Linked DNA regions of Homo sapiens: region 2 is linked to region 1. Evidence: chromatin contacts called from ENCODE Hi-C or POLR2A ChIA-PET data. All regions are on one chromosome and are shown on one strand. Each heading gives the region's core, a stretch centred on a gene start or an enhancer-like site at or near the end of the contact. The rest is flanking DNA. Distances are from core to core; before and after follow the strand shown.

The links. A loop is a pair of places that touch in the nucleus more often than their neighbours do. ChIA-PET counts read pairs that join two places held with the same protein, here RNA polymerase II (POLR2A). Pooled maps may share reads with other maps.
Region 2: POLR2A ChIA-PET joins it to region 1 with 19 read pairs in activated B cell. The contact joins two enhancer-like sites. A Hi-C loop is called at or near these places in 1 of 168 maps with a recorded cell type or tissue (GM12878) and 3 of 50 pooled maps. POLR2A ChIA-PET finds 5 or more read pairs at or near these places in 3 of 52 experiments (GM12878, MCF 10A and activated B cell).

What each region holds. Positions count from the first base shown.
Region 1 is chr6:53,354,549-53,361,046 of GRCh38, reverse strand. It overlaps the pseudogene RPL31P28. Among named protein-coding and RNA genes, the nearest start is that of ELOVL5, 8.8 kb to the right of the region's middle. RefSeq lists enhancers at 668-1,175, 1,176-1,684 and a silencer at 1,436-1,795. Within about 2 kb of position 1,651, at least 38 of the 41 ENCODE cell types and tissues checked have a DNase peak (open chromatin) inside an H3K27ac peak, as active enhancers do.
Region 2 is chr6:53,462,436-53,469,383 of GRCh38, reverse strand. The region is part of intron 2 of GCLC-AS1 (GCLC antisense RNA 1); the gene reads right to left. Among named protein-coding and RNA genes, the nearest start is that of GCLC-AS1, 34 kb to the right of the region's middle. Within about 2 kb of position 4,410, at least 11 of the 41 ENCODE cell types and tissues checked have a DNase peak (open chromatin) inside an H3K27ac peak, as active enhancers do.

The sequences.
Region 1 (6,498 bases), core at 402-2,901:
GGGTGACAGACCAAGACTTTCGTCCAAAAAAAAAAAAAAAAAAAAAAGAAAGAAAAGAAAAGAAAACCCTAACTTTCCACCCCGAAGTAACAAGAGGATCAGAGGCTACTCCCCTTGACATTTTCTGCCAGGCAGTTGGAAAATTGGGAGTTAGCAACAAATCAGACCGATTGCGGGTCCAGTCTTCCTTTGCAACTTTGTAATTTCACTCCAGCCTCTGAATGGTTGTCTACAACCAATCAGACTGATTGCGGGCTACCACTTCATTTACATGAGGTGAGCATGAAGTGGCCAAAGGGAAACAAACCTCTAGAGGGTATTTGAACCCAGGCAGATTCTGTATCCAGGTCCTTGAGCCTCTGCCCTGGTAGCTCCTACACTGTGGAGTGTACTTTCGTTTTCAATAAATCCCTGCTTTCGTTCTTTCGTTGCTTCATTCTTTCTTTGCTTTGCTGGGCCTTTTGTTCAATTCTTTGTTCAAAATGTCAAGAACCTGGACAATTGCAGTCACGACCGTCTACCGGTGAGAGGCCCACACTTTGTCACTTACAAACTATGTATGACCTTGGCCAGATGAATCTCAGCCTGTTTCAACATCTACAACTGGTGGTAATACCCATCTATTCCTACAGACTTGTTAAAAGGATTAAATGATAAGCAGAAATATCTACCAAGACTTTACAAGCAAGCCAAACTGCTTTCTGTGCTTTTTCTTGTTTTTTGTTTTTTTGGGGTTTGTTTTTTTTTTTTTTTTTTTTTTTTTTTATGGTGAGGCAGAGGGAGTAACCTTTGGCGTCAACAGAAAAGCCACTAGGTTTCCTCTTCTTTTCTTCCCTGGTGAGTGATACTTTTTGGAAGATATCTCAGAAGTTTTTTAAAAGCTCATTTATGAAATATAACAAGACACATTTTCAATATCATGGAACTTAGGAGGATACAAAAAGCAAATATAATTTTAATCACAACAGGAGGAGTCTTTTATTGTTTTACCCCCACTCTCGGGCATCCTGGACACGCATTAACAGTCTACAACGGAGGGCTCATTCACGATTATAAAAGACTGTGAAAGATGAGTAACGATTTAAGGCTTCTCTCCAGAGGCCCTTCCCCAGCTCCAGGTTTAGGCTGAACTGCCCACGGGGACCATTTTCTTGCTGCCTAATCTCCCCCTCTTCTCCCGCCCCACGCGGTTCCACCCACTCGCGCGTCTCGGGACTCTGATGAACGTCCTAAACTCCAGCCTGGACGCTCTGGGCTCTGGATCTGAAGGGCGTGGAAGCACCAGAAGTCAAGGCCGCCTTCCATTCTTCCCTCAAGGCCTCAACCACCCTCCGATCCCAAGGTTGCGTGGTCCGGGCCGCACAACCCTCCTCTCCCTAGCTCAGCGCCTCCTCCACCCCCACCCGATGTCCCCAGGAAGGGTCAGCGCGGGGACGAGGTCTGGTCATTGCCCGGGAATTACCCGGCCCGGGAGCGAGCTCAAGGCGGGGAGGGCGCGAGCGTGCTCCTCGCGAGGCCCCGCCCCATCGCCAGATGCGGCGCTGTTGGTGAGCGGTGATTGGTGGGTGCAGCCGCGGAATGAATGGGGTGACCGCCGCGGGGGAGCGGGGCGGGCCCGCCGAGGGCGCGGGGCGGGCGAAAGGAGCCGAGTGGCGCAGGGCTGGCGAGAGGAGCCGAGTGCCGCGGGGGTGGCGGCGGCACCGCCCTGAGCCACAGGCAGTTAACGGTGTCCACGCCGCGCGAGTGGAGGAGGGGGCCCCAGGCAGGCCCTGGTACCCGCGCCTGGCGCGAGTGTGCCCACCGCGTTCCGGGAACCCAGAAGTGATGGTGGCCCTCAAGGGCCTGCGGTCAAGACTGGGGGAAGGGGTTGCAAAGGGAAGCCACGCCCGCCCCTCAGGCCGGTGACAAAGGGCGTCCCCGCCTCTCTGGATCCCTCCCGGGTTCTCGGAGCGCGATGTGCCAAGAAGGCCCGGCTCCTTTGATTGGAATTCATGTCTGGACACCCAGTTTTTTTCTGTCCCTACACCAATACCCCTTTTTGACTCCATATTTTAGATTCAGTCACTCAGGCCAGGTGGCTCACACCCCTGATTCCAGCGCTTTGGGAGGCCAAGGAGGAGAATCGCTTGAGCCCAGGACTTCGAGGCTGCAGTGAGCGGCGATCGCGCCACTGCGCTCCAGCCTGGGCGACAGAGCGAGACCCTATCTCGAAAAACAGGAAGAAAAAAAAGTGTGCGCACACTTTATGCCCGGCACACCCCAGTAACAAGGTAGACTTGTTTCTGCCATCCTGAAGTGTAATAGGGAAGGTAGGAGGTAAAAATGAGTAAACAGAACAACTACAGATTGTGCTAAGTGCTGTGGACAAAGTAAAGTAGTGGCTGAGGAAGAGGAAGTAGAGGAGAAACTGATTTTAGCCAGGTATGGGAAAGACCTGTCGTTTTAAAACGATGACTTCTCAATTGAGACCTGGGAAGAGGAGAGGTGAGCAGTTTTAAGAAGAGGGTATACAGCCTTTGCAAAGGCCCTACTGCTACAATGCCCTTTCCTCATCCTCTTTGACATGTGGATTCCCACAGCACTTTTTTTGCACTTCCTAAGGCACATCGCTTTTTGCCATATATTGGTAAAAAGTTTTATCACCCCAATTCCTAGCACATACCAAGTTCCCAAAGAATAGTCAGTAAATATGTACTCAGCATCCACTGACTTCTAGATTTCTTGCTATGTGCGGAGGATAATTTAACAAGTGAATTCATTCATGAATGAATGTTTTCTGAAAAGTAATTCTGTCTTTTTATGCCTGTTCTATGCATCCACTGTGCCCCCCCTTTATCCCTACTCCGTGTGAATTTTTCTTAACCACAACACAATTTTCTGGGCTTTCAGACTTTCACAGTCTAGTTTCTCCTTGCTTGGCTGATCTAATAAACTAATTGGGTCTACTCATTAGTGAACGAAAGTTCAATGCGTTATCCTCCCCATATAATGTCTGTGTTTTGGTTTGTGTTATAGTAAGCTGCAATACCTTAATTCAAAATAATAAATGAAGTGAGAAATTGAGGCACTTGACTACCCCCGAGTTGAGAAAATGTTTACTGATATCTGGGGGAAGTGGGTTGAGGAATGAGGGTTCCTTACCAGTAAGTTCCCTAATCAGTGAAGCAGCAGCTTAATTTGTTTTCAAAGTCGCTTGCCTTGACCTCTTCTTTTTGAAATTGGGCAACCTATACCCATATGTGTATATGTTTTTCATGATATGAGAAAACCATTTTGGGAAAGGTAAATTCTTGTGACCGGTATATTGACATAGTTATCAAACACTAGGCATACCTTGATTGTTTTGATAAGCAAAGTAAATAAACTTTATTTCAATTAGTCTGTGTCTGATTCTGTTGTAAAAAGTATTAACTATCCCTACATTACAGATTATTCCAAAATCTAGTGGTTTGGAACAACATTTTTTGCCTCAAAGTTTCTGCAGATGAGGAATTGGGGCATTGTTTGCCTTAGCAGGGTTCTCTACCTCAGGATTTCTCACAGACCGCAGTCAAGGTATCCACTGGGCCTGGAGTAATCGCAAGACTTTTCTGGGGAAGGATCCACTTCCAAGTTCACTCATGTGGTGATTGGCAGGATTAGTTCCTCAAGGGCTGTTAGATTCAGAACCTCAGTTCCCAGCTCCCTGTGGACAGGAGACCAACCTTAGTTCCTTGACATGTAGACAGTTCCATAGCACCTTCCTTCATCAAAGTACACAAAGCCAAGAAGTTACAGAGGGAGTGCCAATAAGATAGAGGTCACACCTTCTTTTCTAACAATCTAGGAGGCGACATTCCATCATTTTTGCCATGTTCTGTTATGAACAAGTTACTAGGTCCAACCCACCAGCATGAATATCAGGCGGCAAAGATTATTGGAGCCACGTCAGAATCTGCCTATCTTGTCATTAAAGTACAATAAACTGTGATATGAATTGGGGGCTCCAACATTTTTTTCTTGCACATCCTGAAACAGCCTGTGTCTTATTTGCTATCTTTATCATAAGGAAAGTAAATGGTTTTCTGGGAGTCTAGCTCAATAAACATTTATTGAATGCCTACTATGTACCTGTCACAGCATGCTTGAGGTGCAAAGATGAATGACACATATTCTTCACTTGACTTGGGGAGGAGAGGCAATAAGCAAACAATTACAATATTAATATTATAAATGATAAAAAGCCTGCACAGAATGCTTTGGTCATGGGGAAAGAAGGAAGGAACATATTGTTCTAAGTCACATTCAAGGAAGTAAAAGAGGTCAGGGTAGGTGAAGAGAAAAATAAAAAGATCATGTTTAGATTAAGACTCAGTAAAGGCCAGGTATGGTGGCTTATGTCTGTAATCCCAGCACTTTTGGAGGCCGAGGTGGGCAGATTACCTGAGGTCAGGAGTTCAAGACCAGCCTGGCCAACGTGGTGAAACCCCATCTCTACCAGAAATACAAAAATTAGCCAGGCGTGGTAGCTCACACCTGTAGTCCCAGCTACTCGGGAGGCTGAGGCACAAGAACCACTTGAACCCAGCAGGTGTGGGTTGCAGTGAGCTGAGATCACACCATTGCACTCCAGCCTGGGCAACAGAGTGAGACTCGGTCTCCAAACAAACAAACAAACAACAACAACAACAAAATTCAGTAGAAGTTGGCCAGGCGTCATAGCTAGGCCTGTAATTCCAGCACTTTGGGAGGATAAGGCAGGTGGATCCCTTGACCTCAGGAGTTTGAGGCCAGCCTTGCCAACGTTTTCTACTAAAAATACAAAAAAAAAAAAAAAAGTTGGGCACAGTGGAATACACCTGTGGTGCCAGCTCTACAAGAGGCTGAGGTGGGAGAATCACTTGAGCCTGGAGGGTGGAGGCTATAGTGAGCCAAAATGGTGCCACTGCACCACAGCCTGGATGATAGAATGACAACCTGTCTCAGAAAAAAAAAAAAAAAAAGGTAGTTAATCTTATGCATCAATAAGATGCAAAAGTATTAACATATTGTATTCTGTATTTTCTAGACTTTAAACCATCTAAAATTGTCCCAATTTTATGCTCATAGGGTATTTGAAAACTTTTACATTTTATACCCTAATTCATTCTATTGAAATACATCTTATAGAGAAGACTGTAACAGTCAAAGCATGTCATTTAACCATTCAGATTAGAAGGCAACACTGCAATGCTATTTAACTCAAAAGAGAATTGACTGAGTGAACTTGACACAAAGGGGTATATGAATTTGGGAAGAAAAAAGTGCTTTACAATCAAAGGCCAAGAAATAGTTTTCAAAAATAATTAAATTGCAACACAAACTTGTAGAATTTCATTTGAGTCTTAACATCCCACATTCACTCTTGGCAAAAAGTGAATTTGAGACTGTGAAAATAAATTATACTACCAGTTTTTGACATGCAAAATCATGTCTAATATTGCAGGTGGACAAAAGCATGGCCTTTTATGACACATTATACTGAGAACTAAAACATCACACAACTTGGAATGACTAATTCACTTATGGCTAAGTTTTAAAAAACTTTTGTTTTACAAAAGATAGAATTAGCACAAAGCATATTCCGTACTGTATCACCGGCTCCAAAAAATCTCATAGAGCACTTTCAGAACATACTACTTAACAAGAACATACTCCTTAACAATAGAAACCACATCGCTGTTCTTGGTCAGTTGTTCACAGGTACTTTTTTGGCTAAAAGTTTATTTATCTTATGCTTTTGTTCACATCCTGGAAATCTTTAGCTATTTAATATGTTACAGAATAAAATAAATCAATTATGAAATGTATCTTTTAATAACCAGCAAAGTAAAGACACATTGACCATCTATCTTAGATTAAAATCTTATCTTCAGCATATCTTAGCATATGAAGAAGTTGAGAACCGAGACTTTTTTTTTTGCAGTTTTATACCTTTATTTGATGTATTTGAGGATCAGCAATTAGTTCTCATGCACATGGACTGTCTGCACATTTTTGAAAGTGCTAACAGGTACATAGGTAACCAAAGTATAGCGCTTATTTGGTGAATCTTCATCCTCATTACGTTTTCTGGACAACTGCACACGGATTCGGTACGGGACATTCCTTATTCCTTTGGCGCAGAGAGCTTTGTTGAACCTGCTATCAATGCGCACACTTAGAGTTTCCACCTCTTTGATGGCAAATTTCGGAATCTCTCTGAGTGCCCGAGGGGCACGCTTCTTGAAGCGCACTCCATGGATGCGCTTGTGAATGTTGATGGTGTATTCTTGGATCACCACCTCATTGATGGCAGAATGACCCTTTGCTTCTCGCCACCCTTCTTTGCAGGAGCCGTTCTGCCGCGTCCAAGTTGGAAAGGGAGAACTGATACTTGAATTTAAATTCTAATTCTGCACTAACTGGCTGTGCAGCCTTGGTCATGTCATTTAACTCTTCTGTGGCTCAATTTGTTTGTCTCATTATAATGTTGGAAGC
Region 2 (6,948 bases), core at 3,161-5,660, 110 kb before region 1:
TACTTTCACCACTGTTATTCAACATAGTACTGGAAGTCCTAGCTAAAGCAATCAAACAAAAGAATGAAATAAAAGGTCATCCAAATTGGAAAGGAAGAAGTCAAATTATCCTTGTTTGCAGACGATATGATCTTATATTTCAAAAAAACTAAAGATTCCATAAAAAGTATATTAGAATTGGTAAACAAATTCAGTGAAGTTGCAGGATACAAAATCAACATGCATAAATCAGTAGATTTTTTTTTTTGAAAAGGAGTCTCACTCTGTCACCCAGGCTGGAGTGCAGTGGTGTGATCTCAGCTTACTGCAACCTCCACCTCATGGGTTCAAGCTATTCTCATGTGCCAGCCTCCTGAGTAGTTAGGATTACAGGTGTGCACAACCACGCCTGGCTAATTTTTGTATTTTTTGTAGAGACAGGGTTTTGCCATGTTAGCCAGGCTGATCTCGAACGCTTGGTCTCAAATGACCCTCCCACCTTGGCCTCCCAAAGTTCTGGGATTACAGGGTGAGCCACTGAGCCCAGCCAATCAGTAGTATTTCTACATGTCAACAGCAAACATTCTGAAAGGGAAATCACGAAAATAATCTTATTTACAGTAGCTACAAATAATATAAAATAGGTAGGAATAAACTTAACCAAAGAACTAAAAGATCTCTACAATGGAAACTATAAAACATTGATTCAAGAAATTGAAGAGGACATAAAAAACTGGAAAAATCAACGTTAAAATGTCCATCCTAGCCAATGCAATCTACAGATTCAATGCAATCCCTATCAAAATACCAATGATATTCTTCACAGAAATAGAAAAAAAATCCTAAAATTGACATGGAACCCCAAAAGACCCAGAATAGCCAAAGCTATCCTGAGCAAAAAGAACAAAGCTAGAGGACTCACATTACCTGACTTCAAATTATAGTACAGAGATATAGTAACCAAAACGCATGGTACTGGCATAAAAACAGACCAACAGACCAATGAAACAGAGTGGAGAACCCAGAAACAAATCCATACACCTAGAGTAAACTCATTTTTGACAAAAGTCACAGGAACACAGTTTGCTCAAAGGACAGTCTCTTCAATAAATGCTGCTAGGAAAACTGGATATCCATATGCAGAAGAATGAAACTAGATCCCTATCTCTTACTACATACAAAAATCAAATCAAAATGAATTAATGACTTAAACCTAAGACCTCAAACTATGAAACTACTACAAGAAAACATTGGGGAAACTCTCCAGGACATTAATCTGGGCAAAGATTTCTTGAGTAATACCCCACAAGCACAGGCAATCAAAGCAAAAATGGACCATTGGGATCACATCAAGTTTAAAACCTTCTGCACAGCAAAGGAAACAATCAACAAAGTGAAGAGACAACCCACAGAATGGGTGAAAATATTTGCAAACTATCCATCTGACCAGGGATTAATAACCAGTCTTATAATGAACTCAAACAACTCAATAGGGAAAAAAAATCTAATAATCCAATTTAAAAATGGGAAAAAGATCTGAATAGACATTTTTCAAAAGAAGACATACAAATGGCAAACAGGCATATGAAAAGGTGCTCAACATCATTGGTCATCAGAGCAATGCAAATGAAAACTACAATGAGATATTAGCTCACCCCAGTAAGAATGACTTTTATTCAAAAGACAGACAATAATGAATGCTGGAGAACACGTGGAAAAAAGGCCACCTTCATGCACTGTTGGTGGAAATGTAAGTTAGTACAACCACTATGGAGAAGAGTTTGGAGGTTCCTCAAAAAAAAATCTAAAAATAGAGCTACCAGATAATCCAGTAACTCCATGGCTAGATATATACTCAAAAGAAAGAAAATCACTATGTCCAAGAGATATCTGCACTCCCATGTTTGTTGCAGCACTATTCACAATAGCTAAGACTTGAAACAACCTAAGTGTCCATCAACAGATGAATGGATAAAGAAAATGTGGTACTTGTACACAATGGAGTACTTATCAGCCATAAAAAAGAATGAGATCCAGTCATTTGCAACAACATGGGTGGAACTGGAAGACATTATGTTAAGAATAAACCAAGCACAGAAAGACAAACTTCACATGTTCTTGCTTATTTGTGGGAACTAAAAATTAAAACAATTGAACTCACAGAGATAGAGTAGAAGGCTGGTTACCAGAGGCTGGGAATGGAGGGGCAGTGGTGGAAATAGGGATGGTTAATGGGTACAAAAATATAGTTAGATCGAATGAGTAAGATCTAGTATGTGATAGCACAACAGGATGACTACAGTCAACAGTAATTTATTGCACATTTAAAAATAACTAAAAGAGTATAATTGGATTGTTTATAATGCAAAGAAAGGATAAATGCGTGGGGTAATGGATACCTCATACACCCTGATGTGGTCATTACACATTATATACCTGTATCAAAATATTCTGTGTACCACATAAATATATACACCTACTATGTACCCACAAAAATTAAAAATTAAAAATAAGTTTTTAAAACATTAAACATAAGCTTTTTTTAAAAAAAATGATTGACATCTCCTGAATTCCCCAAATAATCTAGCCAGCTACCAGACCCTTCTATTGCTCTAGATCAGGGGTGTCCAATCTTTTGGCTTCCCTGGGCCACACTGGAAGCATTGTCTTAGGCCATACATAAAATATAACACTAATGATAGCTGATGAGCTAAAAAAAAATATTTTGCAAAAAAAATTTCATAATGTTTTAAGAAAGTTTATGAATTTGTTGGGCTACATTCAAAGCTGTCCTGGGCTGCATGCAGCCTGCAGGCTGGGGGTTGGACAAGCTTGCTGTAGAATGTTCTGTGGTGACTCATTATTAAGGTACACCAGGGGAGGGGAAGGATTTTTCCCAACGTCTTTTGATTCTGTTCTTACTCTTTAAAATATTTGAAATATGAAACAACAGAAATATGTTTACTGCTATAACCATGGCACCTTGAACAATGCCCAGCCTATAGGAGGCACTCAATAAATTTTGGTCAAAGAATGAAGGAACACATAATTCTCACAGTGTAAGGCAAGCACTATCCAATCACACCCCTTTCTCATCACTCCAGAAACTTCTTTCAGTCAGACCAATCTTCCAAAATCACTTTCTTTCTCTGTAGATAAAGAGAACAGAGGCAGTGTTCCAGTCGCCTCTCTCAGGAGTAAGGCAGATCTCTTCCTGTCTCATGCCACACCTCAGCCCTTTAGAAACAAGGTCCCTGAAGCAGAAACTTTCAAACGTTCTATATGAAGGCCCCTTCCAACATGCTGTGTTATGGCGTAACACATCCAGCCTCATCAGCTAACACCCTTGCTGGGACCAAAGCAAAGTCCTGGGCTGCAAGTGGATGTGGGAGTTAGTAAACAGCAGCCTCAACTGTTGCACAATTTTGCCAAGGGCCATATTAGTTCAGAACATAGAATTCCCTGTTCCATGCTTAGGAGGTCACTCTGAGATGCCTGGCCTGTTTTGTTTCACGGTGTGCTGATGGGTAAGCAGTGATCAGATACTTAACAGAGATAAGATTGAATTGGGCCTGCAGGAACAGGCCCTTCTCAGAGAGAAGGGAGCATTTGTCAGAGACTCTGTCCCATGTGTCCCAGCCTTGCTCACGGCAAGGAGCTTCACGCTTTGTGGCGATTTCACTCTTTTGTCCCTACTTCCTTGTGCAAACTGCCCATTTGTTCATGAGCCTCCTTCTCTTCCTTCAACCTTCCCAATCCAGGAGCACAGGCGTCCACTTTTGCGTGTAATTGATCCCATCTTCAGGAGCAGTAGCTTCCTGAGCCTTCTGCTTCTGAGCCCAGGAAAGAGAATATAATGGCTGCAGAAGAAAGCATGGGTCTGGACTAACTCTTCTCTCTGTCAATGATAGTGTGTCTCTGAACTGACCTCTCCTCCCACAACCTGCTGGCACACTGGGCTCACCTCCCACCCAGGAGAACCCAGCGGGGCTGGTCTGATGGTGAGTTGTGCATTGGGCACATTTTAGCCTGGCCTCGAACTACGCACAGGCTCACCACCTCTTAGCCTTGATTCCACTGATATCAACTCTCAGAAACTCAACGGAAGACGCAAAGCCAGCCACTCCTTCGTACCATAGCACATGCTGTTTCCTCAGCCTAGAATTTTTCTTCCTCCTTATCTGGGGGATGACTCTTCTCATTTTTCAAAACTGAGATAAGTATCTCTTAAAGTCCAGAATCTTTACTTTCACTTGCAAATGTCACAGTGTCCTGGCCAGAGCTACCCCTCTGACCTAATTTCCCAATACCCTCTCATCTCACTGCTCAGGTCACACTGGGCTCCTTGCCATCCCTTGAGCTTCCAAGCACACCCTGCCCATGGCCTTTCCCCTTGTGATTTCCTCATCCTGGAGTGCTCTTCTCCCCACTCTTCACGTGACTCACCCCTCTTTTCATTCCTTTTCCTACATAAATGCCACCATCTCAGGAAGCCTTCACTGATCCCTGATTAAAATAGTGTGAGCCCACTCCTACACACGCACTGTCTCTCTACACCCCCACCTCCTCTATCTTCTTTCATTGCGCACACCATGATCTGATTTTATGTTAGATATTTATATGTAATGTTCACTCTCTGCCTCCCCAGTGGGATGTAAGTCCTGTGGCTGCAGGAGATTTTGTGTTCATCACAACATCGTAAGCCCCTGGAACAATTCCTGGCAGACAGCACTCCCTAGTAAATAGCGGCTGAGTAAATGTTGCTTCAACTTGATTTCTAACTTGGTATTCTATTGCCTCTAGGCAGTTCTGTGAATAAACAGAAAACTCTAGGTAAGGTTCATGTAGATTTGACTCAAATGATATGTGCATGTCTATATGTGTGAGTGTGCATGCGTGTGTGTGTATGTATAAATGTGTATATATGCACATGTGCATGTATTTGTATGTGTGTATACAGAGTTGTCCCTCAGTATTCATTGGGGATTGGCTCCAGGATCATCTGCAGATACCAAAATCCACAGATGTTCAAGTCCCTGGTATAAAATGGTGTAGTATTTGCATATAAGCTTTGCACATCCTCCTATATACTTTAATTCATCTCTAGATTACTTATAATGCCTAATGCAATGTACCATGTCATTTCTACCATGCTATTTATATTATTTTGTGTTTTCCTTCTGTATTAAGCCAAGTTAACAAATATTTAGCAGGAAGATATTTCTAGGAAGCTTAGTTTAACTAAATGAGGTTTTCCAACTCACTCATCATATTTTGTCCTAAATTTCATATTGGTGTTTTGTCTCTTCTGGAACTGTAAGCTTTCTGGAGACACTGACAGGTCTGATTCACTTTATTGTGCACCACAGTAATTAGATAAAGAGACGAAGCAACATCTCATTGTGTCTTAAATACTTCAGGCCTGGCGTGGTGGCTCGCGCCTATAATTCTAGCACTTTGGGAGGCCAAAGTGGGAGGACCATTTGAGGTTGGGAGTTCAATAACAGCCTGCCAACATGGTGAAACCCTATCTCTACTAAAAATACAAAAATTAGCCGGGCGTGGTGGTGCGTGCCTATAGTTCCAGCTACTCAGGAGGCTGAGGCAGGAGAATCGCTTGAACCCAGGAGGCAGAGGATGCAGTGAGCTGAGATCACACCACTGCACTCCAGCCTGGGCAACAGAGTGAGAGTTGGTCTCAAAAAACGAAAACAAAAACAAAAAAAAACAAAAAACAACAAATGCTTCTGCTGATATCCCTCTGCTATCCATGATGAAGTCTCGTAGCTCTCACCATGCTGCTTCTATGCTCATTGTCTCCATTCTCTAGCCTTCGTGAAGAAGTGTGGCTCTTCTCTGAGATTAGACCCTTTACCTGAGCGCCTGCCTTAGGCCTTTTCCCACCAACCAGTCTTTTCAAGGACTCTTCCTTTCAAGACCCCTCCCCTCTGTAATCCCAGACCCTGAAACCCCTTTGCTTCACCCTACTCCTTTCTCTTTCTCCCTTTTTATTTTTTTATTTTTATTTTTATTGTTTTTGAGACAGAGTCTCACTCTGTCACCCAGGCTGGAGTGCAATGGCGCGATCTCGGCTCACTGCAACCTTTGCCTCCTGGGTTCAAGCGATCCTCCCACCTCAGCCTCCAGAATAGCTGGGACTATAGGCATGTGCCACCACACTTGGCTAATTTTTTTGTGTGTGTTTTTAGTAGAGATGGGGTTTCACTATGTTGGCCAGGCTGGTCTCGAACTCCTGACCTCGTGATCTGCCTGCCTTGGCCTCCCAAAGTGCTGGGATTACAGGTGTGAGCCACTATGTCTGGCCTACTTTCTCTCTCTTTTATGCCATTTTCTTATTTCCTTTTACTGCTTTTTGAAAGAATGTACTATATACTTATTTAGTCATTTAACTAATGGCAGAGTCGGTTACATGGGCATGTGGCCAGGTGCAGGGCTCTGTGATCAGAAGGAGGCCCAGGTTTGGGATTTAATAATCTGCTGTTGCTGTCTTAGAGTTCCTAATAATTTCGTTTTTGTTTATTTCTTTGTTTGTTTGTTTTACCAGAGACAAGTTCTGGCTATGCTGCCCAGGCTGGTCTCAAACTCCTGAGCTCAAGTGATCTGCTGGCCTCAGCCTCCCAAAGTTCTGGGATTACAGGCATAAGCCACCGACCTGGACAATAATTTCACTTTGAAATGACTTGGGAGTCATGATGCAGGGAGAGCTGAAGTCATGAGAATGCAGGTCTGTGAGGAGAAATCTAGAGACAAACAGGAGAACCAAGCAATCAATCTGGGAACTTTTTCAATCAATGGAGGAGATAGGAACCAGCAAAGAAGCTCTGAGCTGGCCTTCGAGTAAAGAAGGACAGTTGAAGTGTTAAAGATTAGTGGAAACAAAGATTCCAAAAAGCAGGGATGGGGACCGTGTTAAATGCTGTGGAAGCTCCAGAAAGATGCTGGGAAGAG